6 separate regions of the Homo sapiens genome follow, and regions 2, 3, 4, 5 and 6 are each linked to region 1. The links are chromatin loops, found by intact Hi-C in ENCODE. Cell type or tissue: HepG2. All regions are shown on one strand.

What was found. A loop is a pair of places that touch in the nucleus more often than their neighbours do. Peaks named below come from ENCODE experiments on the same cell type or tissue, not always from the same donor. Only the 100,000 strongest peaks of a DNase experiment are listed, where the experiment ranks them.
Region 2: a loop joins it to region 1, with 16 times the contacts of the local background. A loop is called at or near these places in 3 of 110 quality-filtered maps.
Region 3: it touches region 1 in a loop (10-fold over the local background); 3 of 110 quality-filtered maps call a loop at or near these places.
Region 4: a loop joins it to region 1, with 12 times the contacts of the local background. A loop is called at or near these places in 3 of 110 quality-filtered maps.
Region 5: it touches region 1 in a loop (8-fold over the local background); 3 of 110 quality-filtered maps call a loop at or near these places.
Region 6: a loop joins it to region 1, with 3 times the contacts of the local background. A loop is called at or near these places in 2 of 110 quality-filtered maps.

Annotation. Positions count from the first base shown.
Region 1 is chr4:68,948,826-68,953,825 of GRCh38, forward strand. UGT2A3 (UDP glucuronosyltransferase family 2 member A3) reads right to left here and starts at 2,979. Exons shown (of 6, transcript NM_024743.4): 1 at 2,221-2,979. The coding sequence starts at 2,935. In HepG2, no CTCF peak of the experiment used is centred here; DNase peaks (open chromatin) are centred at 2,456, 2,866 and 3,516; H3K4me3 peaks cover 2,718 bases.
Region 2 is chr4:68,496,606-68,501,605 of GRCh38, forward strand. It overlaps TMPRSS11E (transmembrane serine protease 11E), which reads left to right. Exons shown (of 10, transcript NM_014058.4): 10 at 38-999. The coding sequence ends at 199. Among named protein-coding and RNA genes, the nearest start is that of TMPRSS11E, 52 kb to the left of the region's middle. In HepG2, a CTCF peak has its summit at 1,999 (motif pointing right); a DNase peak (open chromatin) is centred at 2,006.
Region 3 is chr4:69,018,181-69,023,180 of GRCh38, forward strand. It overlaps the pseudogene UGT2B27P and the pseudogene LOC100422020. Among named protein-coding and RNA genes, the nearest start is that of UGT2A3, 69 kb to the left of the region's middle. In HepG2, no CTCF peak of the experiment used is centred here; DNase peaks (open chromatin) are centred at 1,701 and 2,411; H3K4me3 peaks cover 676 bases.
Region 4 is chr4:69,094,535-69,099,534 of GRCh38, forward strand. UGT2B7 (UDP glucuronosyltransferase family 2 member B7) reads left to right here and starts at 1,940. Exons shown (of 6, transcript NM_001074.4): 1 at 1,940-2,707; 2 at 4,006-4,154. The coding sequence starts at 1,987. RefSeq lists an enhancer at 3,906-4,282. In HepG2, no CTCF peak of the experiment used is centred here; DNase peaks (open chromatin) are centred at 1,047, 1,927 and 4,117.
Region 5 is chr4:68,654,826-68,659,825 of GRCh38, forward strand. UGT2B15 (UDP glucuronosyltransferase family 2 member B15) reads right to left here. Exons shown (of 6, transcript NM_001076.4): 4 at 270-357. Among named protein-coding and RNA genes, the nearest start is that of UGT2B15, 13 kb to the right of the region's middle. In HepG2, no CTCF peak of the experiment used is centred here; DNase peaks (open chromatin) are centred at 1,486, 1,976 and 4,056; H3K4me3 peaks cover 754 bases.
Region 6 is chr4:69,168,670-69,173,669 of GRCh38, forward strand. No RefSeq gene overlaps it. Among named protein-coding and RNA genes, the nearest start is that of UGT2B11, 44 kb to the right of the region's middle. In HepG2, a CTCF peak has its summit at 2,019 (motif pointing left); a DNase peak (open chromatin) is centred at 2,002.

The DNA.
Region 1 (5,000 bases):
CTGAGGCTGTCTAATTTGTAAAAGAAAAAGGTTTTTATTTGGCTCACAATTCTTCATGGTATACAAGAGGCATGGCACCAACATCTGTGTCTGGTGAAGACCTCTGGTTTCCTCCACTCATTGAAGAAGATGTTGGGAGCCAGCAAGTGCAGGGATCAGATAATGAGAGATATGCAAGAGAAAGAAGGTGGATGTTCCTGGCTCTTTTTAATAATTATCTCTCCTGGGACCTAATAGAGTGAGAACGAACTCACCCATTTCCCCAGGGAGAGCATTAATGTACTCATAAGGAATCTACCCTCATGACCCTAACACTTCCCATCAAGCCCCACCTCCAATATTGGTGATCAAATTTCAACACAGGATTTTGTAGGGTCAAGCAAACCATATCTAAACTATAGTACTCATTAAACTTATTCCTTTATATTTTTGGTTTAAATTGAGAGACCTGCTACTTTTCTTTTCACTGGAACATTTAGAAGTCATTGTATGTTATATTACTGTGTCTCAGGGAATAGGGAGGCCTAAGAAGAAGTGGGATGGGGAAACGAATCAGCGGAGCAGTTAGTACATGCACAACATTTATAATTAAGTTTGCTGTCTTATATTGTAACACATCAAGGTGCCCCCAAGCTAATAAACGTGTAACCATCAAGGAACACTGATCCCAGATCACCGTAACAGATATAACAATGAAAAATTTGAAAAAGCATGATAAATGCCAATATGTGATAGAGTCAAAAGTACACACTTGCTGTTGGAAATATTACGCCAAATTGATTAGCTTGACTCAAGGTTTTCAAAAACCTTTAATTTGTAAATTGCAATTTTTGTGAAGGACAATAAAGCAATGTATAATAAAATGAAATACACCTGTGCGTAAGCACTTATGGAAATAAATCCTTGAATTGAAATTGACTGATATCCCTTTTCCTATAGTTGTTTGAATATATACTCTTGATTTAGACTCACAATAGATAATTCTATAAAATATATAATAATCAATAATTTAGTAAGTTGGAGCTACATAATAAATATAGTTATTAAATGAATTTCTTATATATCAAGCTGCTCCATGATTTTTAAAGAATTGTTGGGGAATTTCTGAATGCATGGCCAGAACCCACTTTTGTTTATTGGAAAATGCTCTTTCACCCCTTTGATAACACTTTTGTTTTATTTTAAATTTCAATCTTGTCAGGGGGCTTTTACTATAATCCTATTTTACCAAAATTTGCCAGTGACCTCTATATAGCTGTACCCCTTTAAATTAATATCTGAATGTAGACTTGAGGCCAAGAGATTTGTATTGTTTACCTAGATCCATAAAGCCTGGTAGGCTATCTGCAGCTAGGCACAGCTTACTGAATGGAAAATTATTTAAAGCAAATCAATACATGTAAATTCAAATCATGTCTAAGGCTAAGGACATTTGAACTGGGATCCTCTGAATATTAGTTCTGTGAAACAGTCTATGCATAAGAATTCGTTGGAATACATTAAACAATATTTTAGTGTCGAATATAATTGTACCTTTTTTCATGTTTCTACATAATTCTCAAACATATTTGGATAAAAACATGTCTTGCATTGACCAGCTCTGATCACAACTATATGAAAATTGCAAAGCAAAACAACTTTTTATCAGTAAAGCAAGGAAATAAAAATAAGTCAAGTAGGTGTATATCAGTAAAGTAAAAATTCTACTATCTTATGCCCCACAAGACCGTAAGTCTTTTAACTTTTTATAATATTTTTTCAAGTTTTTGTGAAGTAATCACCTAAGAAATTAAAGAATTCTAGAAAATGTTCAATTTAATGACTCTTGAAAAATTAATTCAAAGAAGACCTTCTGAAGATTTTCTTAAATACATGATGAGAGAGAAAATAATGATTAGCATTTTATTTCAATAGAAATTCTATAAAATTCAGACTAACAATCAGTGATTCTCAAAAATATGTGATGTTGATTTGCGCTATTTGGAGGAAATACAAAATATAATCTCTTAGTTATTGATGATCATTTTTAAGTATATTACTGGTATTAAGAAAGTAGGTTATCTTACGCTTAGAACAAATACACTTTCTTTATGAAAAACAGCTACAACATTTTCTAAAAAAACTCATTGACCTGCATATATATGTCATAGACAATGTATGACAATTTTTAAAAATATTTCTTTTGATAACTAAATTAAAAATAAAACAAAAGTGTCTTACCTAATGCCTTACTATAAAACTCTTCCCAAAAATGATAGTCGTAATCCTGAATCCAGAAGTGGAACAAAACTGAAAGCATTGAATTTTTTACTCTTTCCAGAAAGGTCATTCTGTCTGTTAGTCCTGTCATAGGCACAGGTACATAGGAAAGTGGAGCTGGAAGTTTCCCACAGCTTCGCTCCATATTGCCTCCTACAGAAATTCTAAGTGTGAGCACAAAAGGGACTGCAAGCAACTCAGCCATCAGGTCTCCACAGGGAATCACAGGGTCTATAAGCATTACATCGTAGTTGGTTTCCTGTAGCTTCTTCATAAGCGTCTGATTGTAGATAAAGCTCTCACACATCATTTTTAAAGTTCCTCTTATTTCAACAAAAAAATCATTTAATTTTATAACTGATTGCCAGGTTGATAAGCCTGGCAAGACATTCAGAGCTAGGTCAACAAATATTTCATTTTCTTCTGTTCTGTCCTGTGGCATATGGACCACCTCAAATTTCAATGCAGAAGGCTTCCTGTAGTCAATTAACGAAGGCTTTGAGTGAGTCAATACTGTTACCTCATGGCCTCTCACTATGAGCTCTTCTAGAATGACCTTGACATTAAGCCAATGGCTCATGTCACAGGGCCACACCAGGACTTTCCCACAGAATCCACAGCCAACACAGAAGAGCTGCAGGAGCAGAAATACCAAAGCTGACTTGTCAGACCTCATGATGGCAGTTCCCTCACACACTGATCTGCAATGGTTTTGTAGTTACTAAGCAAGGAGTTGAAATGACAATATAAGCACAGAAGTTAAAAATTAATATTTTAAGAGTAAAGTTCACTGGTGGTTGCCAGTTTAACATGTACTGAAGGTATCAAAAAAATGCAATGTATCAGGGAAAAGTTGTTCCAACCCTCTAGAACTTAGAAATAAAATACATAAATATACTTTTATTACCTGGATTGATGATAAAGAAAAAAATTTTTCAAGTCTTTAGATTTAATAATTCATGTGCAGAAACATGCACACAATCACACTTACATTCATTCCACACTAAGTCCAAGGCATCAGATGGTTTAGGACAGCACATGTTTCACATCCCTTGCTCACAAGGACAATACAAAGGTTTACTGAGAATATACTTAGAGAGTTTGGGTAACTATTTTGACTAATTTTATATAATAAGTACAAAGTGTTCAGTATTTCAGAGGGGAAAATGCACAATTGCTTTAATATGAAATAATAAAAGCTTTAATAAGGCATTTGACTTAGGAGGTGAGATGAAAGCTTTGATAGGATTTACTGTTGCCAAAGGAAGCATTTCACAATCGATAGAAGCATACAAAAGTATAGGATATTTGAAAATCATTCCAGTGAGTAGTGGTCACAGAGAAAGTTCAGAGCAGGACGTTACAGAAGAAAGTTAGTTTGAAATTGGAGAACATAATTTTAAATAAAAAATTATGAGTTTGAATCATAATTTATAGGCAAATAATTATTTACTCAAGTTTTAAAGGATAGTCACAAGATCAACCTTTTCTTTAGCAAGAAACTCTTGCATCTCAACACAGAGTGGTATGTAAAGGTAAGAGTTTAAAACAGGGAAAACGATAAAAATTATATATTAGTTACTGAGACATGTCAACCTAATAGAATGAAACATAAATTGTTAATAGTTAAATGCAAGAAATTAATTTAAAATTTGAATTTACTGATAATATCTGAGATAGGAAAAAATGTGTAGGAGAAAAGACATGGTTGTGGTTTCTGTCTTAATAAGCAGAAGTTTGATAATGACATTAGGTAAAATATTATGCACAAAACTTAGAGCAGTTTTCAGAATCAATATCATCTAACTGGGTTATTTTTCCTGTAGTTACTGTTCAAATTTTCAACAACTGTATGTAGATGTGAACAAAAAATAAAATTTTAGGAATCCCCAACCATCTAAACGGACCCTTACTCTCAGCAAAGAGCATTTCAAAGTTAATCTCAAAAACTAGTTGAGGCAATGATGAGAAGTGGGGTGGTGGGATAGGATATGCCTCATTATACCCTCCCCCCTTTCTGAATTCAGGAAAAACTCACTAGCACTACCATCAACGCAGACTTTAAAACCAATAGAACAGACTCACTAATTTTGATAAGAAACATTTACAATCTATTCTCTCTGAAGCCTGTTGCTTGACAGCTTTATCTGCATGATAACACCTTGGTATTAACAGCCCTTTATCTTAACCCAGACATTCTTGTCTGTTAATTCTATAACTTAGACAACAATATAACTCAACCAATTGCCAATAGAAAATCCTTGAATTTGCCTATGACCTGGAAGCCCCACTCCCAGTTGTCCTGCCTATCCAGACCAAGTCAATATATAACCTACATGTATGGATTGATGTCTAATGTCACTCTAAATTGCATTAAAACTGTGTAGCCTGAGCACCATGATGACATGTTCTTAGGGTCTCTGGAGGGATAAATCACAGGCCATTACTGACTCATATTTGGCTCAGAATAAACCTCTTTAAATATTTTAAAGTGTTCGACTCTTTTCATCAATAACAACTTGACACTTGAACATGTGGGGCCTCAGACAAAACTCAGGACACCATAAAACTTGCCTGAACTTGAAGCTAAGGTAGCAACAGAGGCCCACTGAATGCCTCTCCAATTTTGAGCTTCTTCTCCAGTGGAACTGGTATGTCCTCTTGAGTCCTGGATCTCCTTTCGGTATATAGTCCTTGATTTATTCTGAACATTTTTTCTTTTTTTTCTCCTTGGAGGTTGT
Region 2 (5,000 bases), 450 kb before region 1:
TGAATTATGAATTACTAATTTCTGTCTTCTCCTTTAGGGTGACTCTGGAGGACCACTGGTTAGTTCAGATGCTAGAGATATCTGGTACCTTGCTGGAATAGTGAGCTGGGGAGATGAATGTGCGAAACCCAACAAGCCTGGTGTTTATACTAGAGTTACGGCCTTGCGGGACTGGATTACTTCAAAAACTGGTATCTAAGAGAGAAAAGCCTCATGGAACAGATAACATTTTTTTTTGTTTTTTGGGTGTGGAGGCCATTTTTAGAGATACAGAATTGGAGAAGACTTGCAAAACAGCTAGATTTGACTGATCTCAATAAACTGTTTGCTTGATGCATGTATTTTCTTCCCAGCTCTGTTCCGCACATAAGCATCCTGCTTCTGCCAGATCAACTCTGTCATCTGTGAGCAATAGTTGAAACTTTATGTACATAGAGAAATAGATAATACAATATTACATTACAGCCTGTATTCATTTGTTCTCTAGAAGTTTTGTCAGAATTTTGACTTGTTGACATAAATTTGTAATGCATATATACAATTTGAAGCACTCCTTTTCTTCAGTTCCTCAGCTCCTCTCATTTCAGCAAATATCCATTTTCAAGGTGCAGAACAAGGAGTGAAAGAAAATATAAGAAGAAAAAAATCCCCTACATTTTATTGGCACAGAAAAGTATTAGGTGTTTTTCTTAGTGGAATATTAGAAATGATCATATTCATTATGAAAGGTCAAGCAAAGACAGCAGAATACCAATCACTTCATCATTTAGGAAGTATGGGAACTAAGTTAAGGAAATCCAGAAAGAAGCCAAGATATATCCTTATTTTCATTTCCAAACAACTACTATGATAAATGTGAAGAAGATTCTGTTTTTTTGTGACCTATAATAATTATACAAACTTCATGCAATGTACTTGTTCTAAGCAAATTAAAGCAAATATTTATTTAACATTGTTACTGAGGATGTCAACATATAACAATAAAATATAAATCACCCATTTGCTTGACATTATGATATGATAATCCACAAAGAAGGGGAAGATGGGAAAAATGTTACTAGTCAATTTATTGTAAATTTTTTTAAAATTTGAGGCTAGGATGAAAATTAATTTAATAACAATCAGCATGCTTATGTACTAAAATAATTGTGTTGTGGAATGGGAGGGAACGAAGAGTTCAAACAATTGACTGGAAAGGTTTTATTCATCTAAGACTTTCCCAAACAGCAAATCCTTGAAGGGAATGAGATCCAGGTGTTAGTGTACAGTCTAGTCATGCAACTGAACTGGGGCTCAGACCTCTATTTTGAGATGATTGTAGATATTTTTCTTCCCCTGCTGCTGTGTTTACAGTTCATACATGGTTAATGGTCCTGTTAGACTCCTCTTCGCTGAGATGGAAAGATACCATAGAGAAAATATCCTGGAAGCTGCCTCACTGCTGCATCTAGTGTGACACTGAATGGCTAACTGCCTGGATAACAAAACTGAAGAGTAAAAGCATGATATTGGCCACCTTCATGATTTTTAGTTTTGGTAAATTATTACTGAGCTGTTAGAGACACAGCTTTCAAGTAATCCAGACCGTAATGAAGTTAGGACTGGTACCATGATGTACGGCATGTTAATGGTGAGATTTCACCAAGTCTGTCCTCATTGCATATAGCTACTCATATAAGTTCTATATTGTACAATAATTACCCTGAAAACCAGTATTGCCACGAAAAATTTAAGTTTATTGATCTGAATAACACTGGAGTATGAACTGATAACATTTAGGCACTTGGCAAAAATATGAAAACTGACATGAATTGATAGTGCTAAATATTTTGCATAAGCTATTTTTGTTTCATTTAGCAAAATGCTCTGGGAAAAAACAAAATTGAGGAAAACCTTGAATTTTAAGCAAGGATATAAGTACCTTTAAAACTACTCTCAGTGTTCTGTTAAAAATGGATTCCTCTTGTTTCAGTGTATTCTGTAGTTGGGCCTCTAGGTGGCACCCACAAGCTGTAGGAAGCTATGGGGAAGCCTGACATCAAGAAGGATGTCTAGATCTGTAAGTAATAATGAGAACTGTACCTGAAATTAGAGTCTCGTGAAACCAAAAGAATACAGTTTTTCTTTGCAAATGGCGTTTAAAAATTAATTCGTGTTGATTTACATCATTATTCGTATTTTTCAAATTTCTGGACATTTGATTCCAAACTAAAATAAAATTTATGTTGCATGATTTGAGGAACTCCCTCTGCAAAAGCACCTGGAGCAATTTAAATTAAGAAGAAATTTTAAAAGCTTAATTTTGCAATGACATCTTATTCCTAAGAGAAATACTTTTGATATTTCCTTCTACAAAGGATTTGAGAAATAGAAGTTTGGGTCAAAGTGAAAATATGAGCGATAGTTCAAACTTTATGTACATAGAGAAATAGGTAATACATTTCTAAAATGGTAACTTCTTTTGAAAAGTAATTACCAAAGGGTTTTATCTGCATGTCTGTGTTAACTGTTTCATTGGAGATAGTTAAGAAGATGTGACGATAATATTTATTACTTTTTTCAAGAGGGCAGGCAGTTCCTCTTCTATATCTTCGATCTCTCTTCCTACAGCACTAGTAAAGTACTCTGTATATAACAGTCCTTCAATAAATGTTGTTGAATGACTCTTTTATTTTTACATTATGCAGAAAACATAGCTTTATTATTATTTACACATTGATTTTTAAAAGTAATCCCAGATTTTACACTGAGTGAATTAAGCCGGTTACTATTTATCTAAGCCTATAATCTCACCCGTAAGATAGAGATGATATTTGCTCAAATGATTGTTGTGGAAATAAAACTGTGAATGTTTAAAAAGTGCTTAGCACAGTTCTTGGAACATTAGTAGGTGTTCAAGAGACCATAGTAATAATAACTGTTGCTATAATGAAACTACACTCTTGTTTTAAAAAATATGGTATTTGATTATAACAGGCTGAATACCTTTTTTTTTTGAAATGACAAGATAATTAGACCAACAAAATGTGCTAGTTAAAAAAATTTCTGATTCTACAAAAAGTTTTACTGGGATAATTCCGAAACATATTTATCAAAGTGGTCTGTCAATGTGAGGGTTCATTCTAACTTTTGACTTCAATTTTAAAAAATGATAAACTTTATTAACCACCGAGTGGCTGGATTATATCAAGATCTATGGTGTAGTTCAAATGTCGCCTCTTCCCTGAAGCCTTTTTTTACTTCCTCAAGTGGATGTACTATACGTTTCTTCTGAACTTCCTTACCATTAATTTTTTTTATTTTCAGATAATCATTGATTCAGATACGGTTAAGATATAACTGTAAGATATAATTCACAGAGATTCTGTGTACCCTTTACTCAGTTTACCTCAATAGTAAGATCTTGCTTAGGTGTAGTATAATATTACAATGAAGAAGTTGACATTGAGACAATCCATTAACTTTATTAGGATGCAATCAATTATATATGTGTGTGTAGGTGTGTGTGTAATTAGTTCTATGTAATTTAATTACATATGTAGATTCATGTGATTACCAAGATACAGATAGTTTGTTCACAAGGCTACATCACGCTACCGACAGCCATCCAGCTCCCTCCCTAGGCCTGTGTCTAGTCTCTAATCCCTGGCAACCACTAATCTGCTCTCCATCTTTATAATTTTTATTGTTTCAAGAATGGTATATAAATATATTATACAATATGTAACTTTTTCAGGTTGGCTTTTTCGCTCAGTATAATTTTCTTGAGATCTGTCCAAGTTGTTGTGTGTGTCAGTAGTTAATTCTTTTTTTATTACTGAGTAGTATTACATGATAGGGCTGTACCTCAGTTTGTTAACTGTATACCCACTGAAGGGCATTTGGATTGTTCTCAGGTTTTGGCTATTACAAATAAAGCTGCTATGAAGATTTGTGTGTAAGCTTTTGTGTGGACATAAGTTTTATTTTTCTGAGATTTATGGCCTAGAGTATGCTGGGTCATACGGTAAGTACATGTTTAGATTTTTAAGAAACGGCCATATTCTTTTCACATGGCTCCTTACTACTTGTAAAACTCTCTGTACTTAGAATATCTACCTGTGTATTTCACATGTGCAGACAGATGTGATTTCAACAACTAGACTGTAAACTCCATGAGGGTGGGGACACTAACTGGTTCATTTTTATATCCTTCACAGTTCACAGGAAACTATAATATTGTTTATGGCAGTTGTTCTATAAAGATTTATTAAATAAAAATAAAGAGTAATAAAAGCAAACAAATAAATATACGTGAAATAAAAAAGAAGAAATGGCTTTGGGTAGAAAAGAATGAACAGTATTTCCTTCATGAAGGTATTACTGCTCAATTTCTGTAATTCTGCATGGACTCTACCATGGCACTTCCATGTATCTTATGTTGGTTGATATAAAGTCTGTTTTTCACCTTTCCACAGGGTACACAATCAAACATAGACTAAAGACATGGTTGATATGGAGAATCTTTATACCTGAATTTAGTTTCTGATACATGTTATATTTAAGAGTTTTCTGACACATCTGTATCAGCTTCTACTGTATTTGTGGAATGGATTCCAGTTTAGGAGCACAATCAATAAATATTTGTTGCTCTTACTTTTTATAACTATGATTCTATAATTTGTCCTAATGTAATTTTTATTATATAACTCAAGGTGGAGTGAAAGACAGAGACCTGTGAAATGTAATCAGAAGTTCTCTCTTAATTGTCTCTAACACATTAATCAGTACCTCTTTGGCGTAGATGTAGTCAGCTTAAATTTTACAATCACTGTACTCACTGCCTTGCATATACCCCTCACCTGCTTGTTCTCTTGCTCCACCACTCTGTGACACTTGCTTTTTACTATGATCCTGGTAAAATTTAACTCTCCACTTACTGTTTTTAAAAACTAATTAATTTCCCCCAATTTTATTAAAGTATAATTGGCTAATAAAAATTGTATATAGTTACAGTGTAA
Region 3 (5,000 bases), 69 kb after region 1:
AGTCATTTCTACTGAAACTTTGAAGCCAACAAAATAAAACCAACGAAAGTATGTTTACCTTAGGTAGGGGTTTGGCAGGTTTGCAGTGGAGTCCTCCAACAAAATCAACGTTTGGTAAGAATGGATGAGGAAATTTAAAATTCCAGGAGTTTCGCATAAGCCATATGTCAGCTTTTCCCATTGTCTCAGATAAGGTAGTGGGTCTTCCTGATATGAATAAAGAAAAGAAAAAGTGGATGACATAAGATAATTACTTTATGTAATTTTCTGAAAGGAGTTAGAATAATGTAGGCAAAAATGTAGGTAAAGTTTGTATGCTTTGAAAAATATATACATATAGGAATAATTTATTTTTTATGTATTCTATATTTTGCCCATGTTTATTTATAAGAAAGGCAAAGTGGTGGGAGAATTGTGAGGTTAAGCTACATCTCTAATGTCATGTCAGTATACTCACAATTATTAAAATAAGTCATAGAGAATTAAACATCAATTTATTTTCTCTTTAAAACTTTAATAGTAGCCTCTAGATATTTAAAAAAATCTTTGAGCTCCATAATCAATTAATTCTACTGTAACCATAAAAAAATTTTCTAACTAATAGTCTAGTTTACACAAATCATTAAGCTAATCCTTTTATCTTTGGTTCTTCAAGTTAACCGTGGACTATTTTGAGTATGGCTGAAATCATTGTACCAACTACTCATTTGGATTCAAGCTAACTTCTTAATAATATTAAGTAAAGATATTTATAAATTATAGCTAGAAATTTTTGAGAAATTATTGAAACAAATCTGTACTCAACCTTAATCTGTCTCATATTTTTAAATAAAGAGACACAGTTTCAAATAAACTATATAGATAAGACAACTTTCACACTTCAACGAGATGATTGGACTTTAAATAAATGATTTCCAATTCTTTAGTGAAGGAGTATAGAAACATTTGAAACTTCAAATTACCCTCATTGATTTTTGCATCTGAGATATAGACATTATCTCTCTCTACTGTGAAGACAACCTCCTGATAACATGGGAACATCTTTTAATTTCTAAATAAGACAACTGAGGTTTACAAGGAAAATTTTTTGCAGTTATATAGATAGTTGTAGAAAGATGTGTAATTACTCATTCTAAATCTATGCATTTGGTTAGATGTTACTTGATGGATCTTGCTGTTTTTAAGGTCTGAAACATTCTATGATAAAACAGATGTGTAATTGCTTAAAGTCTTAGGTGTACTAATATATAGGTATATGATTTCCTGGGGTGTTGTGTATGAGTGATGGTCACAGCATTTTCACTGACCCTATAATTTAAGCTTTTCTATAATATTTGTGAGATTGATAGACCATCTTGTATTTTCATTTCATAAATTCACTTACCAAAAACTCCACTTCCTTGACTTTATGGCTTTGTACAAGTTCTGCTTCAAAGACACAAAGAAGTTAGAGCTTCATGTTACTGATTGAAAAAATTCTTACCTAAAACTTCACTGTAAAAGTGATCCCACTTCTTCATATCAAATATTTGGTACCAAAAGTCAAAATAAAGCACATAGAGCACATTTTTTACCCTCTCCATGAAAGTCATTTGATCACTTAATTTTGACATAACAACAGGTACGTAGGAAGGAGGGAAAATAAATCCTCCACTGTGCCTTTCAAATGAGTAGCCAGGAGTGAAGCTGTGACTGTACACAAAGGGTATGTTAAATAGCGCAGCCAGCAGCTCACCACAGGGTAAATAAGCATCTGCAAAAACGATGTCAAATCTTGACTCTTGTAGTTTTTTCATAAGTTTCTTATTTGAAACTACATCTTTACAGAAGTTTCTAATTATGTTATTATATGCCCACATGATTTCTTGTTCTTGTGAAAAATATAACCAAAATGTATCTTTTGGAATGTTGCATCGTGATATTCTCCAACTCAGTTTTAGTTAAAGATGTAGGATAAACTTCGAGTTTAAGAGTGGATGAGTCATTGGGATCAAAAAGAATGGAAGCTGAAGATGCCAGTACAGTCACCTCATGACCTCTCTGAACAAGTTCTTTCAGGATTGTCTTCATATTCATCCAAGGGCTGTACTCTGCGGCCCACACCAGCACCTTTCCACAACTCCCAGAGCTAAAGTAACAACTGAGTTGTATCAGCAGAAGAACTGAAGTTTGAGTTCCTTTCAGAGCCATCCTGGTGCAATGTGATAATTCTTTTCCAGTCACTGTTTCTTTCTCATACTTATATACAGAGAAAAATCAATCAAGTTAAAACATAACTCCTTCAATTCAAAGTAAATACATTATATGAGCATCCTGAGTACATGGATGGCAAGGAGACAAAGTTCGATTACTTCATATTTACTCAAGAATGTTTGATGTTTCTTTTATGTTTATATTTGCTGTCATCCACCTAAGTTTAATGACCTTGCAAGTATCCTGTTTTATATAATGTATTTTGTAATAGTGTCAAGAACAGTGGCAAGTGAGAGAGTCCTGCAGGCCCCTTGACACAGAATAAGAGATGAAGTAATTATACAATGCAAATAGAATTTTTGAATATCGTGGTTCAAGGAATATCTTGTAAAACTTTGTTGAAGTATAATTCACTTACCATATGATTCATCAATTATTATATAAAATTAAATATTTCCAAGTAAGTTCACAGACTTGTGCATCCAACATAACAATCAGTTTTATCTAAAAAAAGTCCTGTATATTAAATATCATCTCCCCACCTGAATTTCTGCATCCACCCTGCACTGGGCAACCAATAATCTAATTTCTGCCTCTACAAATATGCTTATTCAGGATCTTTTTAAAAATAAATGAAACTATATAATATGTGGTCTTTTGTGGCTGGCTTCTTCTATTTAGTTTAATGTTTTTAAAGGACCATCCATAGAATAGTGTATATAAGGATTTCATTTTTATTTCCAAATAGTATCAGATGCTACTTATAACCACAAATTATTTATTCATTCATCAGTGGATGGACATTGATTTTCTTGCACTTTTGGCCATTATGCATAGCGTTGATATTTTTATTGCCAAATAGTATCAGATGCTACTTATAAACACAATTTATTTATTCATTTATCAGTGGATGGACATTGATTTTCTTCCACTTTTGGCCGTTATGAATAGCATTGATTAACATTGATGTACATGCTTTCTTTGGGCATGTTTTTATTTTTCTTGGGTATATGTCTAGAAAGGCAATTATTGAATTGTGTGGTAAATATATGTGTAACCTTTTGAGGAATTGCTGGACTTTTTCACAGTGGGTGAATAATTTTCTATTCTCAACCAACAATGTTTGAGGGTTTCAGTGTCTCCACCAACTTGCCAAACCTTGTCTTTCAAATAACAAAAAAGGTTATTTTTTATTTTAATTCATAAACACACTCTAACAGACACAAAGAAAGGAAAGTTTCCTTCCACATATTGGAGGAAAAGTGAATAAATTAAACACTAACTTACCTAATACTTCACTGTAAAACTGATTCCACTTCTTTTTGTTAAAAGTCTCAAATGCAAAGTCAAAATGAAGAAAATGGAAAAGATTTTTCACCTTTCTATAAATGTATTTTGGTACTAAGTTCTGATATGACAACAGTTACATCAGAAGGAGGTAATGAAAGTCTTCCACAGAGTTCTTGGTACATACTGCCAGTTGTAAATGGATGATAGTAGACCAAATGTATAAGAAATGTTTAACAGATTAAGCTGTTCAGATAGCAGCTCACTAATGAGAAATGACATCTGCAAGAATGACATAAATTCTGGAATCTTGTTGTTCCTTGTAAGTTTCTTGTTCAAAACAGCATACTCACAGAGCTTTTGAACAGTATCAGAACATTCATAATATGTGTTTTTTGCATCTTTGAATCATATGCCAACAATGTACTCTTTGGGAACTTGTATGTCCACATCTTGATCAATTTCATAAAAATGAAATCAAGTTCATTCTCAGTAAAAGATGTGGGATAAACCTCAAATTTAACAGCAAATTGTTGGAATCAATGAGGATGGAAGCTGAAGGTGACAAGCACAGTTACCTCATGGTGTTTCTGAGCAAGTTCATCAAGTATCATTATTAAATTGATATAAAGACTGTATTTCACTGGCCACACCAGCACATTCTCATGGGACTCAGAGCTGGAATACAACGGTCAGCATAAGAAACAAAAAAGCCCATTTCTTAGACAACTGTTAAAATGCTATCTTTCTTTATAACTTTCCCTAACTTGGTACATATCAATGTCAATCAATGTCATAATGATTTAAGTGTTGACAATAGAGGTTTTGGAAAGCAAGAGAATAAAGAAAAGGATGAATGATTTTGTGTTTGTATGTGTGAATAATAAATTTCAGTCTTATTGTAAATGTGGCTGTCTCCAGAACAAGAGATAATTTAGTTGTATATAAAGAGTTTCTAGTATAAGAAAGCATCATTCTGTCAACAATGAGGCAGTGATGTGATCTATTCTTATTTATCTAAACATTCTCAAATAGACCATCTTCATTTTCTCTATATAGTTTCACACTTATTATATTAGCTTCATTTCATGTTCCTTGACATTGTTTTTCTGACAGTAGAAATTCCTTTTATTTTTATCCAAACAGATATGTTTTAAGTACAATTACAGTTACTTTGCTTCATTTGAAAATATTTTGTCTAAATCACAATATTTTCCTTTTCTGAATATTTGCAACATTGCTTAGTTTCTCAGTCTTAGAAAGTATTTATCTTCTAAACGCCTACTACTGAACTTGTTTCACAGATTGCCTTGTAATTCAGGTAAGTTCTACTTTAAAAAGTCTCACCAGAAATTTACATCAAAGTAGAATTAGGAAGGAAAAGATGCATGTCACAAAATAGAGAAATTTGTTTTTATTCTATTAATAATCTGTTAACCTGAAATGAAGTAAATCTTTCTTAAAAGGATTTTTGAACACAGTTTGTGAGCAAATATTGCCAGCAGAGTGGCAATATTGCT
Region 4 (5,000 bases), 150 kb after region 1:
CTTAATTTAAAAACACTTAATTGCTAAAAAGTGCTAATGATCATCTGAGTCTTCAGTCAGTGCAACTTTTGTTGATGAAGATTCTCATATCAATGTTGATGGTTGCTAACTCATTTTGGTGGTGGCCGCTAGTACTTAGCATGGCTGTGGCAATTTCTTAAAAATAAGACAACAATGGCATTTGCCACATACATTAACCCACCCTTTCACAAAAGATATTTTTAGCATGCAATGCTGTCAGATAGCATTTTACCCATAGAAGATCTTCTTTCAAAATTGGAATTAATCCTCTCAAACTCTAACGCTGCTTTATAAAGTAAGTTTAAGTAATATTCTAAATCTCCTGTTGTCATTCAACAATGTTCATAACATCTTCACCAGGAGTAGATTCCATCTCAGGAAACAAGTTTCTTTGCCCCTCCAAAAGTAGTAACTCCTCACTTATTTGTTTTATCATGAGATTTCATCAATTCTGTTACATCATTAAGTTCCACTTCTAATTATAGTTATCTTTCTAGTTTTATTATATTTGCAGTTACTTATTCCATTAAAGTTTTGTTATAGGACCAACAGTTTCATATGCTTACTGTCCAATAATAGTCCAATTACACTGAGACGTCAGATTTGGCAGCAAAGAAGGAGTTTAATAATTGCAGGGCACTGAGCAAGGAGATAAGAAGAGAACCCTAAATCCAGCTCCTCAAGGAGTTCTGGGTTGGAGGTTTTAAGGAGATCATAGATGGTGATAGGCTGGAAAATTTGGGTAATTGATTAGTCAGGGTAATAGGGTAAAGTCATCAGAACAAGAAACTACATTATTTGCTGAGTCAGTTCCTTGTGGGGTCCTCTAGATCAGCTGGCATCAGTGAAGTCTTTCAGATCAGCTGACATCAGTGAGATCCTTCAGACCAGCCGAGTCAGTAGTTTTAGCAGTATGCTGGACCTGAAGGAATACCTCAAAAGGAAAGTTGATCATTTCATAATGTTTAAGTTAATATTTATAGAAGGATTAAGAGGAACTATAGTCTTGTAACAGGGTCTGCATAATTCTAGGACAACAGCCAAATAACTGTGAGGAAGTGAGTCGGAGAACAAGCTAACCTAATGATTAATGCTGAATGTACTACAAGCTTGGTTTACTTTTCTCTTTTTCTTTCTTTATCTTTGATTACTTTAACAAAGTTTAAAAAGATAGTGTCATCTTGAAACTCTCAATATCTTACATGATGGTTGTAAGAATCAACATGTATACGCTATATCATAAATGAACCTTTAAAATATTATGTTACATAAAAGAAGCCAGTCACAAAATACCACATATTGTATGATTCTATGCATTAAAAATTGTCCAGAATAGGCAAATCTATAGAGATAGAAATTCAATTAGCAATTACCTAGGACAGGGGAAATGCAGAAACTAGGGGTGGAGAGAAAAAGGCTAAGGACTATAGGGCTTATTTTGGGGAGATAAAAGGGCTCTCCAACTGATTGTTATGGTAGATGCACAATTCTGTGAATATACTATGAAACATTAAATTTTACACAATAATTGATAAATAGTATGATATTTAAATTACATGTCAACAAAGTTTACAAAAATATGTGGACCATGTTTAGTCATTTAATCTTTAGTTTTGTGTCAAATGGACTGCAGAAACAAGATCTGTCACTGCTACTGTTCTGGACACTCTTCTAAAATATATTGCATAAGACAGATGGCATGTCCATACAAGATCCTTGATATTAGCTGAAGGATAGCACTCATAAACATAAAAGGGAAATTAATCACATCTGTGTGAACAGATCATTTACCTTCATTTGTCTCTTTGCCATCCACATGCTCAGACTGTTGATTTAATGATATTGTATGTACTTTGACTTATAAGGGTTACATTTTAACTTCTTGGCTAATTTATCTTTGGACATAACCATGAGAAATGACAGAAAGGAACAGCAACTGGAAAACAAGCATTGCATTGCACCAGGATGTCTGTGAAATGGACTTCAGTAATTTTGCTAATACAACTGAGCTTTTGCTTTAGCTCTGGGAATTGTGGAAAGGTGCTGGTGTGGGCAGCAGAATACAGCCATTGGATGAATATAAAGACAATCCTGGATGAGCTTATTCAGAGAGGTCATGAGGTGACTGTACTGGCATCTTCAGCTTCCATTCTTTTTGATCCCAACAACTCATCCGCTCTTAAAATTGAAATTTATCCCACATCTTTAACTAAAACTGAGTTGGAGAATTTCATCATGCAACAGATTAAGAGATGGTCAGACCTTCCAAAAGATACATTTTGGTTATATTTTTCACAAGTACAGGAAATCATGTCAATATTTGGTGACATAACTAGAAAGTTCTGTAAAGATGTAGTTTCAAATAAGAAATTTATGAAAAAAGTACAAGAGTCAAGATTTGACGTCATTTTTGCAGATGCTATTTTTCCCTGTAGTGAGCTGCTGGCTGAGCTATTTAACATACCCTTTGTGTACAGTCTCAGCTTCTCTCCTGGCTACACTTTTGAAAAGCATAGTGGAGGATTTATTTTCCCTCCTTCCTACGTACCTGTTGTTATGTCAGAATTAACTGATCAAATGACTTTCATGGAGAGGGTAAAAAATATGATCTATGTGCTTTACTTTGACTTTTGGTTCGAAATATTTGACATGAAGAAGTGGGATCAGTTTTATAGTGAAGTTCTAGGTAAGTATTTTTTTCAATCAGTAACATGAAGCTCTAACTTATTTGTGTCTTTGAAGCAGAGCTTATATAAAGCCATAAAGTCAGGGTAGTGGGGTTTTGGTAAGTGAATTTATAAAACAAAAATACAAGATGATCTATTAATCTCACAAATATTATAGAAAAGCTTAAATTACAGGGTCAGTTAAAACCCTGTGGCCATCACTCACACAGAACACCCCAGGAAATCATAAACCTATACATTAGTGCATCTAAGACTTTAAGCAATTACACATCTGTTTTACTATACATTGTTTTACATCTTAAAAACAGTAAAATCCATCAAATAACTTCTTACTGAATGCATAGATTTAGAATGAGTAGTTACACATTTTTCTACAACTATCTATATAACTGCAGAAATTGTTTTTTCTTGTAAACTTGTTTTCTTATTTAGAAATCAAAAGATGTTCCCATATTACCAGAAGGTTTCCTTCACAGTAAAGAGAGATAATGTCTATACCTCAGATGCAAAAATCAATAAGGGCAATTTGAAGTTTCTAATGTTTCTATACTCTTTCACGAAAGAATTGGAAATCATTAATTTAAAGTCCAATCATCTTGTTGAAGTGTGAAGGTTGTTATATCTACATAGTTTTTTGAAACTATGTCTCTTTATTAGAACATATGAGACAAATTAAGGTTGAGTACAAATTTTTATTTCAATAATTTCTCAAAAATTTCTAGCTATAATGTACAAATATATTTACTTAAAAATATTATTAAGATCTTAGCTTGAATCTAAAAGAGTAGTTGGTACAAGGATTTCAGCCATACTCTCAACATAGTCCACAGTTCACTTGAACCAAAGATAAAAGAATTAGCTTAATGAGTTGTGTAAACTAGACTATTTCTTAGAAAATTATTTTTATGGGTAGAGTAGAATTAATTGATTATGGAGCTCAAAGAGTTGTTTAAATGTCCGTATGCTACTATTGAAGCTTTAAGAGAAAAGAAATTTTCTGTTTAACTTTCTATGGCTCATTTTAATAATTGTTTATGATTATGAGCATACTGATGCGACATTAGAGATGTAGCTTAACCTCACAATTCTCCTACTACTTTGTCTTTCTTATAAATACACATGGGCAAAATATGTAATACATAAAATTAAATTATATCTATATATGAATATGTGTATATATTTTTCAAAGCACAGATATTTGCCTACATTTTTGCCTACATTATTCTAACCCCTTTCAGAAATTTACCTAAAGTAATTATCTTGTGTCATCCACCTTTTTTTTTTCTATTCCTGTCAGGAAGACCCACTACATTATCTGAGACAATGGGGAAAGCTGACGTATGGCTTATTCGAAACTCCTGGAATTTTCAGTTTCCATATCCACTCTTACCAAATGTTGATTTTGTTGGAGGACTCCACTGCAAACCTGCCAAACCCCTGCCTAAGGTAAACATACTTTTGTTGGTTTTATTTTGTTGGCTTTGAATTTTCAGTAGAAATGATTCTATAGTCTTCTTTCAGAGTGTTTGACTTACACTGAAAGAAAGATGGGAAATGGGTGGGGTAAAGCAGATACCAATTAGAAACTCATGTGCACGTTAATACCATCACACGTATATGAGTTTTATGAGTATTACAAATAGAGAGGAATACTAAGGAGACTTTGAAAATAGGGTTGGTTAAATTAAAGTCTTCATTATGCAATACCTAAGAAGGTATTGGTCATCCAATCAAATAATATTTACAAAGGGATTAGCACAAAACACAGGTAAGTGCAGAATTTTCAGAGAAAAAAATAGACACAGTTTCTGTCCCCACATACCTTACATTCTACTTCAAAAGATAGAATATGTGCAAGTAATAAAAATTATATAAAAACTATTATCTGAAGGAAAAACGCAATACCAAGAAAGCATCAGTGGAGATAATAGAAAGTATCCTGCAGTCACTGATTAGTAAGATGAGAGCTGAACAATATGCAGGAATAGGTAAAAGAATGACGGGGAGAGACAGACAAAAAAAAAAAAAAAAAAAAAGAAGCAGGTAAAGTGGTCAGGACAGTTCTCAAGTCCTCAAGTTTAGTTTGCAGGGAGAGACTAAGACTCGGATGATGGTGAGAGGCAAATTAGAGCCAGATACGTATTAGGAGTTGAAATATTTATTAAGCACATTGAAAAACTACTAAAAAGATTAAGAAATAAAAATATATGAAAAGATTCTCTTTTTAAAGGAGAGCTTTCAAGATATTCAATGGATTAAATTGCAGGAGGGCCAGACTGTAAAGAGCCAACC
Region 5 (5,000 bases), 290 kb before region 1:
TGTTATTTAAAACCTGTGAGAGGAAATTACACCTGAACAAAGAGATTTTTATTCTGACCATAAAGAATGTGACTGTATGTAATAAAATGCCAACTACTATAGTGCATTCTTTTTATACTAAGACTGGAAAATAAATATAAAGTAGTTAAATTTGATTTGTTTTTTAGTTTTCCAATAATAAATGCTAAATATGTTTGTTTTATGTTGAACTATTATCACTCCAATTTGCTGTTACTAATATATTCACTGTTTGTTCTCCAGAATCTTACCAAGAAGGTCATTCTGGGGTAACCACTTGTACAGTCGAGTATTGGAACCTAAAGTATTTGGCTTCTTGCCATCAAATCTCCATAGAACCTGTTAGGGCAAGGAAAATATCTTGTTCAATGAATAGAACTCTAAAAACATAGCATGTTAGAATTCTGAAGAGATTAATAATCAGTTAGTTAATCCATATAAAAGATGAAGAAATAAGAAGAAGTGATGTCAAGTAATGAGAACTACTAAAAGTTTGAGGTAAGTTGAATACCCACGTTTAATGTCGTTACTTTTATAATCAATTTTGTATATAAAGAAATAATGACATTTCTAACATAATAGCTAGACACATGAGATTGTGAAAGGAAAATAAATCTTGGCAACCCAAACTCTATGCTAAAGGGAAAAGTTAAGCTGCTTAGGGCAAACCTACCTCCCATTCTATTCAAAGTCAGCCCTTGACTCACTGAGATAAATGAATATCAAATTGCCTCATTTCGAGAGGCTAATCAGAAACTCAAAGGAATTCAGCTATTTGTCTCTCATCTACCTATGACCTGGAAGCCCCTTCCATGCTTCAAGTTGCTCTGCCTTTGTTTCTAGCTGTCTCCCATTTCTGGACCGAACAAATGTTCATCTTATATATGTTGATTGATGTCTCATGTATCCCTAAAATGTATAAAACCAAACTGTCCCCCCACCACCTTGGACACATGTCATCAGGACCTCCTGAGGCTGTGTCATGGGTGCACATTTTCAACCTTGGCAAAATAAACTTTCTAAATTATCTGAGAACTGTCTCATATATTCAGGGTTCATATTTTGGTAACCATGAAGAGATTCTGAGTGGAGGTTCCCTGACCTTTGATAAATGTCCTATCAGTGCTTGGTACCAGCATGAGCTAAATTTATGGCTCAAACAAAGAAGACAATTGGCTGAGGTCTGGGAGCAACCCCTCCAGAGAATCTCTGATACCCCAAAATTCAGACAAGATCTGAAGTTTATTTTGCTGTACAACTCCTTTTTGTTTTTTTTGGAGTTTTACTTGCTTCCTACAAGAAAGGCAAGATTTCCTGTTTCCATGACAATGGAAGGCAGGTAACTCTATGGAGTTTGAGCTCGCTCCCAGGAGGGAGGATGAATTTGAGGTTTCTTTCCTGATTCTAGGATGGCAGAGGGCAGTTTTGGCCTGAAACCCATCCGTAGGTAAACAGCTGAATTGCGGTTTTGTCTTGGTTAATGTTTAACAACTAGCTGGACTTAATTTCTCCTTACCATTACAGTGCTTAGTGATCACATTTCTGGGATTTTTTTTTTTTTTTGTACATTCCAGTATTTCTCCCATCAGATTTGATGAACTTTACCTGACTTGATCAAATCTGAGTGAGAATTCCAAATTGTGGGTAACAAAGCCTGTCTAATTTGGCTAAAATTCTTTGCAGACGCAAAAGAGAAAACAAAACAAAACAAAACAAAACCTAAAAACCATGCTCTTGGTTTCTGTGTTTGCTTCCTGTCTTTAAAAAAACAAATGTTCTTTTGTTTACTTTTCCTCCACCCTATACCTCCTTTTGCCTTTTGCCATTTGCAGTATGAAAAATCTAGAGAAGGCTTCTAATGACTTGAACTCTTTTAAAGAATTCAGAACAAAGGCACCACTCACCCCTTTAGGGGTGTCTGTTTTCTTTGTGGAGTTCCAAGAGTTGTGGGCAGATTTTTTTCTCAGTCCAAAGCTCTGTTTTCCTATGTTGAATGACCTGATCTCTTTGGCTTTGAGATTACCACAGATTACCTTGTACTGTGAGAGGATTTTACCTTGGCATGTGTAATGGCAGACGAGTTACAAAGTAGGGGGTGGCTGAGTACAGTTTACTGGAAGTAGTATTGACTGTTGCTATTTTTTTCCTCCTAGGAAGTTGTTGTTTAAGAATCCTAATTCTAGTTTGGAGATGTGTTGTAAAGGGTCTCCTCTATTGTTTTTATTCCCCAAATTAATCTCATTTGGCTTGTCTGTGTGGATTTGTGTGAGAAACTGAACTGTGGTTTACATAGGAAAATGAGAGACTGAGTTTTCTCAGCTCCAAAGTGAAAGGGCATCTGCTCCTCCCAGGCAAAAGGCACCCCTAAGCAACTGGGGGCCTTGTGGGAGTGTCTTGGGGTTGACCCCCTGTGACATGGAGTGGCCCTGCAGGGAAATCCCCAATAAAAATTAACTTTTAAAAAAAGGCTAGTCCAGGAAACACATATGAGGGCAGATCACCCAGCATTTTGAGCCCTCTCAGAGGTCATACACCTCTGGAGAGAGAAACTGAGACATGTAAGAGGGTGGAAACAACTCAGTGGTGACACACTGTGGAGTACTGCCCACAAGCAGCACACATTGATTCACCACACATAAACCCTAGGCCACAGCTCAGTTCCTCCTTTTAGGAAAAAAAGTGGGAAACAAATAATCTAAGAATGATGAGAAAACAAGAAGAATGACCCCCTGATATCACTTGGTAGGTTTTATGACACCTCTACTTGGCAGAGTTTATGTAAAATGAAGGTAATACGGTCTTTGTGCACATATACATTAAGAACCCTAGGTTGTCCTGCAAGCTATAGAGTTCCTAAGTTCTCTCTTTTTAAAAAAAATTCTTTTCTTCTTGCTTTAAATTTGCTTTTATTTTTCTATTAAGATAAAAACCACACTATGGATTCAACAGGTTTTTGTCTGCAAGCTGGTCAATTTTTTTTATCTCATGGCTAAAGTTCTGAAGTAAAAGCCATAGAATCTTTTGTGTGTGTGTACATGTGTTTGCATATATTTAAAAGGCCATTATAATTTCTATAATTTTATGTTTAATAGGCAATTGAATCCATTTTATTTTCCTTCCAGCACACCAAATTTTTTGTCTCTGTACCTTATGATGTAAATTTTGCTATTTAATTTTCACTTGGTTTCTTTTAATATGCAAATGTAAGACTATTTAGCTTACAACTGCCTATGGTGATCAAGTATTCATACAGATTACCTATTGAAACAGGTTATCAAGAATTTGGAAGTCTAATATGGCAAAATGTAGTTTTCATAAATCTATAAGATGTACTTCTATTGGCATGCTTAATGTGTGTATGTATTTATGTGTTTTGTACACAGTGTTTTATTACTGAAAATATATAAAAGAGCTCTAATTAATTGGCTTAAGAAAATAAAAGTGCTTGAATTAAATACTTTGCCAGAAAAAAAAGACTAGTCAAATGCTTTTTCAAGTTTATGTAACTTCAATAAAATCTTTTATAAATAAGATAACTTTACAATTATTGCTAAAGTATGATAATATTAGAAATGTCTTAAGAATTTCCAGCATATATTTTTGTTTGCATTTATTAATCAAGCAATTTCATACTTATTGTTGCCAAATACTTTAAGGTGTCAAAATTTGACATAAGGGTTACAAAACTGTAAACCAAGCCCAAAACAGAATGATCTTTGCTTGTGTAATTTTTTAATAAATAAGACATTGATATTGGTTTAATGAAAATAGCCACATCTTGAATTAAGTAAGATTATCATAACTTCTAACCCTGTGGCCTTAAGCAATCTAGTCCACAGGCAGTAAGGTTTGTTTTGGGAAAAAACTGTTATCATTTTTATTTCAAAGCTAAACCATAAAGGGTGTGAAATGGCAACACTATCCTTCAACTCATTTTCAACTCATATAAGTTTTTTTCCTCAAGTTCTGTTTGTTGTGGCATAATGCTAACAGTGCTTTCTAAAAGCTATTCAGCTCCTCAAGGTCCAGGGACTATCACAGAAGAGGTGGGTGTGTGAGATTTTAAGAACTGATACTGAGAGATAAGTTAGTTTATTTACAAATTAATCATTAATGTCAAAGACACACTAATGCAAGACCAACATATGGGCCCCTGTGTCAGATTAACAAGGTTTTCTGGAAGCATAAACTGACTTCTTAATAAAGATTATAAAGGTTATGAAAGGCTGAGGAAAGTTATATCTTATGGTCAAGATTAGAATTTTATAGATTGTTCATAAAATTTTGAAAAACAAAGTTATTTGGCTTCATGCTATTTTATTAGGGCTTATTGTTTGGCAAATTGAGTCTCCTCTCTCAAAGAATGAAGATTTTTGCCTTTTTTTGAAATCCTTGAGTTACCACATTAGTCAAATGAATGATTTATCTTACCTGTGATATTAAGTGTTTTAAACCTTTGATATTTGAGAAATTTTCCAAACAAATTATAAATTATGATTTTTTCTGACCTAAGTAATCCTTTAATTTATTAGTTTCCCTAACATCCAAAAATGACATAATTTGGTTTATTTTGTATAAAAATTATACAGGAAACATTGTCAAATATGAAATGGTGTTTGGTCTTTTTGAGCTGTATTTATATAAGTATGTTATTGTTATGTGTTCCAAAATTATGGGAAACTCCTATAATTCTGATATGACTTAGTGTGTACGTTATCAGTAACAATTATATGTGTTAAGTTATTGTGTGCCACAGAGGTAACAAATTTCCTTGTCCATTGTGTCTTTGACTGAGTCTGCCCTAAAACTTTTTGTCCTCCACAGACAATTGTTGTCTTACTTTGGTCCTCTTTAGAAGGCGATTTTATACTCAGCCATAAAATTCTAACAGGTGCTCTTGAAAAAAAGTTTTTGATAATTTTGGAGATTGTGACATTAGAATGGAAGAAAAACTTTCAGGACTCATGGAGAACTAAAATGTT
Region 6 (5,000 bases), 220 kb after region 1:
GGTTGCTTATTTGAGATGTTTCATCATTTGTAATATGGTTATTTTTTGCTATAACGTTTTCTCATACTACAAATTTTTGCTGTATGCATAATTTTTGATTCCTTCTTCGCATCCTTTTTTCTATCTTTTATGTGTATTCTTTGTGTTTAGAATGAGGATTACATGAAGCATTTTAAAATTATAACAAACTATTTTAGATGAAATGAAAAAACTTTAAAGATTAAAATTTTACTTCAATCACATATAAAACTTTGTCCCTTTACATCACTCATCCCCACTTAATATTCTTAATATCACTGAAGATATCTTCTTATATTGTTATTAATTTATGTACACTTATAGCTATTTTATGCTTTTGTTTTTTAAGTTGCATATCAGAACTAAAAGTAATTTATGCACCAACGTTAACTACAGAACTCCATATTTGATTATATATTTTCCTTTACTAGTGAAATATTTATTTTTGTGTGCTTTTGCTTAGCATACTTTTTTTTTTTGAGATAGAATTTCACTCTTTTTGCCCAGGCTAGAGTGCAATGGTGCAATCTTGGCTCACTGTAACCTCCACCTCCCAGGTTGAAGTGATTCTCCTGCCTCAGCATCCCAGGTAGCTGGGATTAAAGGTGCTTGCCACCATGCCCAGCTAATTTTGTATTTTTAGTAGAGACAGGATTTCACCACATTGGCCAGGATTGTCTCGAACTCCTGACCTCAGGTGATCTGCCCACCTCAGCCTGTAAAAGTGCTGGGATTACAGGCATGAGACACGGCGCCTGACCTGCCCAGCATACTTTCATTTCAATCTGAAGGACTCCTTTTAATATTTCTTCTAAGTCTAGCGTTGATTATATCCCTCATCATTTTTTTTTTCTAAATCTGGGAAAGTTTCATTCCTCTATGATTTTTGAAGGACAAATTTGCCAGATGTTATTCTCATTTGAAAAACTTTTTTTTTTAATTTCCTTGCAGCATTTTGAATATATTATCTCACTTACTTTTGGTTTGCATGATTTTTGCTGAGAATCTTGTTGATAATCTTATGGGAGTTTCTTTACATGTGGTAAGTCCCTTTTTTCTTGCTGCTTTCAAGATTTTCTTTTTGCTTATGACTTCTGAAACATTACCTTGTACATTGTTGCAGACTTCTTTGGATTATTCTCATTTGAACTTCACTGAGTTCTTGAATTTGTATGCCTATTATGCTCTGCAAAATTGGTAATTCTTTGTTCACTATTTCTCTCAAATATAATCTCTGCCCCAATATTTTACTCTTTTTTTACTAGGACTCTTATAATGCTTTATTGGTTAGCTTGATGGTGTATTTTAAGTTGTTTAGGCTGACTTCACTTTTTTATTGTGAATTTTTTCTTTAAATTTTTGCTCCCCTTCCTGAATAATTTCAAATAACCTATGTTCTTAAGTGTGTATTTTTTTTTATCTGTTTGATAAAGTCTTCTTGTGTTCTCCTCTAGTGAATGCTAAAAGTTCAGTTATTGTATTCTTCAGCTCCAGAATTTTTGCTTGGTTCTTTTTTTATAGAGTTTTACCTTTTCGTTAATGTTTTCATTTTTATAGGCACTATTTTTATTATTTTATATAGTTGTGTTCTCTCTTTGCTAATTGAGTATTTTAAAATGATAATTATGAATAATTTGACAAATAATTCATAGATCTTCATTTCCTTGAGGTTATTTTCTAGAAGTTTATTTTGGTCCCTTCATTGGGCCATGGTTTAGTGGTGTGTGTGTTTGTGTGTGTGTGTGGGGGGGGGGGTGTATGTATGCCTTGCTGCCTTGTGTTCTTTTGCTGCAATTTGGATATTTGAAAAAATAGCTGCATCTCCCATTATTTACTACTTAGCTTGATACAAAAGACTGTCTTCACCAGTCAGCCCAGCTAGAGATTCTGCAGGTCTCTCAAACCTTTTCTGGGAATGTGTCTTCTCTCAGCTTCTGTATGTAATTACCCAGATAAACTTTTTTTTTTTCTATTTCATCTTTAGGAGTTTGTAGTCTTTTGCTCCCTCTGCTGTCATTCTGTGGTAGGGCAGCCTTTTTAACACTGCCACTCGTGGTTTTGTTCTCAGTAGATCACAGGCATCCAAATTCTGCTAGTTCCTGTGATTTCTTTGAGTTAGGTGTCAGAAACTAGCCCCTTGTGCAGCCCCTCCAAAAACTAGAACATTAAAACACACTTTACTCTTCTCTTTCTTTCCTGTGGGAGAAGGTATGGCTAGGGAATTTTCTCCTAACTGTGCCATGCTGTACTGGCTGTACTCTATAGTGAGCCAATTCTGTGAAATTTCTTAGCAATTTCAATGAAGTTCTTCTTGGCTTTGCTCTTGCCTGGGGTGCTGAAATCTTTGAAATTGTTTCTGGAGTATTTTCATAAAGGCAATTTGGTATATATATATATATATATATTTGTTAAGTCCATTTCTCTGTGAAGAGGAAAGGAACACGGCTTTCCTATTCTGCCAACATCAGTCTCCCTCCACCTACACACCACATATCACTTTCAAAGGATATGTACTGACAACAAGGCAATACACTCTTATGTTCTATATTAGGTAATGAGACTATAGGCACTTATTTAAGTACTTTATACTATTTTGTCAGTTTGTAATATTTCATGTAATTTAAAAAGACTAGAAGATATGCCAAGAAATTCTTGCAATTAGAAAAAATAAAAATGGCATAGTTTTGGTGATGACATAATAATCCATTAGGCCATTATTTGATTTTAATTATAATAATTTATATAGAAATTTATATTCGTATTAATAAATGGGGTTATAATTTGATTTAAGTGTCTTCAGACCATGCTCAACCTAATGTGAACATGCTCCAAAGGTTTAGTTATAGCTGAGTAGTCTGGAATTTAAAATTTCTCTTTTTTTATAGAAACATCTTATATAAATGTATGGCTAACTGGCAAGATTCCAAAATACTAATATGTAAGTACTGACTAAGTATAAAAACAACAGAGCTGAAATATTAGTAGATAAAATGTATACATAAAATCATTAAATGTATAGTAGTCTTTAAAATCATTTAGAGGAAATCAGATGAGAAATTGATGAAGAAGTAGCAATAAGTAATATGGAAAATCTGCTTGTGGTGTTCAGGTCTATGATCGCAACCATTCTTGTGTAATTTATTTTGTTTCTTACATTGAGAAGTTGACTAAAGGCCTATAATGGCAGGGTGTCACAGAGAGTTGAGCCCATTAATATACATTTCAATAATAATACTTGTCCCATGAATCTATTAAGTATTAAATTAATTTATGATAGTCATATAACATGATTTCTGGTAAATTCACTGTAAGAAATCATATATAATAGTACACTAATGTAGCCTTATTAGAACATTTGTACATAAAAAAACAAATAATAATGATAATTTAAAACTTATTTCCTTTTGAGGAAAGCAAAACTTGAAGATAAAGCAAAATAGATTTTAAGGAGATAATTGCTGCTTATAAATAGAATGGATAAAACACGCAGAACAAAATATGAAGTGGAAGAAAAGAGCAAGACACTCATAATGCAAAAATACTTCCCTCCACAAGTTGTTTATGAAAAGAGATACCACGTATACTCATTCGCGGACTGGTGAATAGGTGACACTGTTGAGATAGATTAAAATAATATGAAAAGAGATTGTGACTAAATTCATGTACACCTGTCATGGAAACAAGAAGTGCCACCATTTTGTGAAGTATTAACACATTGGAATAACTCTTTTTTTTTTTTTTTTTTTTTTAGTTTTCCACTACTTTGATGGAAACTGTATGTAGATTTGATATACACAGACAGCTTGTATTTAATTTAGATAATAACTAATGGAATGACTGATAATTAATTAAATATCAATGAAAATAATAACTTCGTTCACTGTTTATCTAGACCTTAACCTAGTGTTTCCAATGTACTGCACATTGGAATCTGCTGGAGATCTTTATAAAACACAAAATCTGGCTCTTAATTCCAAAATCTGTTTTCATTGATATTCAAAATGGGCATCATTCTTGTCAAAAGCTCCCAAGACTGTGTCAATACACAGCAAAATTTGGAACAGCTGCCTTTATTTGATATGCAAAAAACACATATTTTCTATATATATAGGAGAAATGCAAATTTTTCTGCCTTCCCTTCTGATAACATATGAAAACATGACCCTTTCATTAAAAATATTCTTTCTCTCGCCTCCTTTCAATGATTCCCATGGGTTTTAGAACTCTATCCTTTCAGTTCCCTGTTAAAAAAGCAGAGTATCCCTGGACAATGTTGTGAGGGCAGCATAGGTGATCAGGAGAAAACATACCAAAGGCCAATGAGATTCTGATTCCAGTTATCTCAAAAGACAATGCCAAATTGAAGGCCAAGGAAAGTCTTATGAGAAACCATTACTGAGAAGCATAAAGTCTTCTATGCTACAGGTGGTCAGCTTCAGAGACCAAAGGGAGCCTCACAGTGTATGCAGGCTCGGCTGTCTGGATGGCCTCCCACCTTCACAGCATCTTAGCCAATCACTGCATTTAATTAAAGAGAATAGACAGCCTTAGAACAAATACAAACAGTTCTCTCGAGATTACAATAAAATGACAAGCATCATAGTACAAATCAGTATTAATTATTAAAAAAATTTTAAAGACATACCATATAAATTATTGTGCATTCTAAATATATACACATAATGGGGACAGGCTCATGCCTGTAATCCCAGCACTTTGGGAGGCCAAGGTGGGCGAATCACGAGGTCAGGAGTTCGAGACCAGCCTGACCAACGTGATGAAACCCTGTCTCTACTGAAAAAATTAGCCAGGCATGGTGGCATGCACCTGTAATCTCAGCTACTCAGAAGGCTGAGGTGGGAGAATCGCTTGAACCTGGAAGGCAGAGGTTGCCATGAGCCGAGATCTCATCACTGCACTCCAGCCTGGATGACAGAGCGGGACTCTGTCTTAAAAAAAAAAAAAAAAAAAATTTATATACA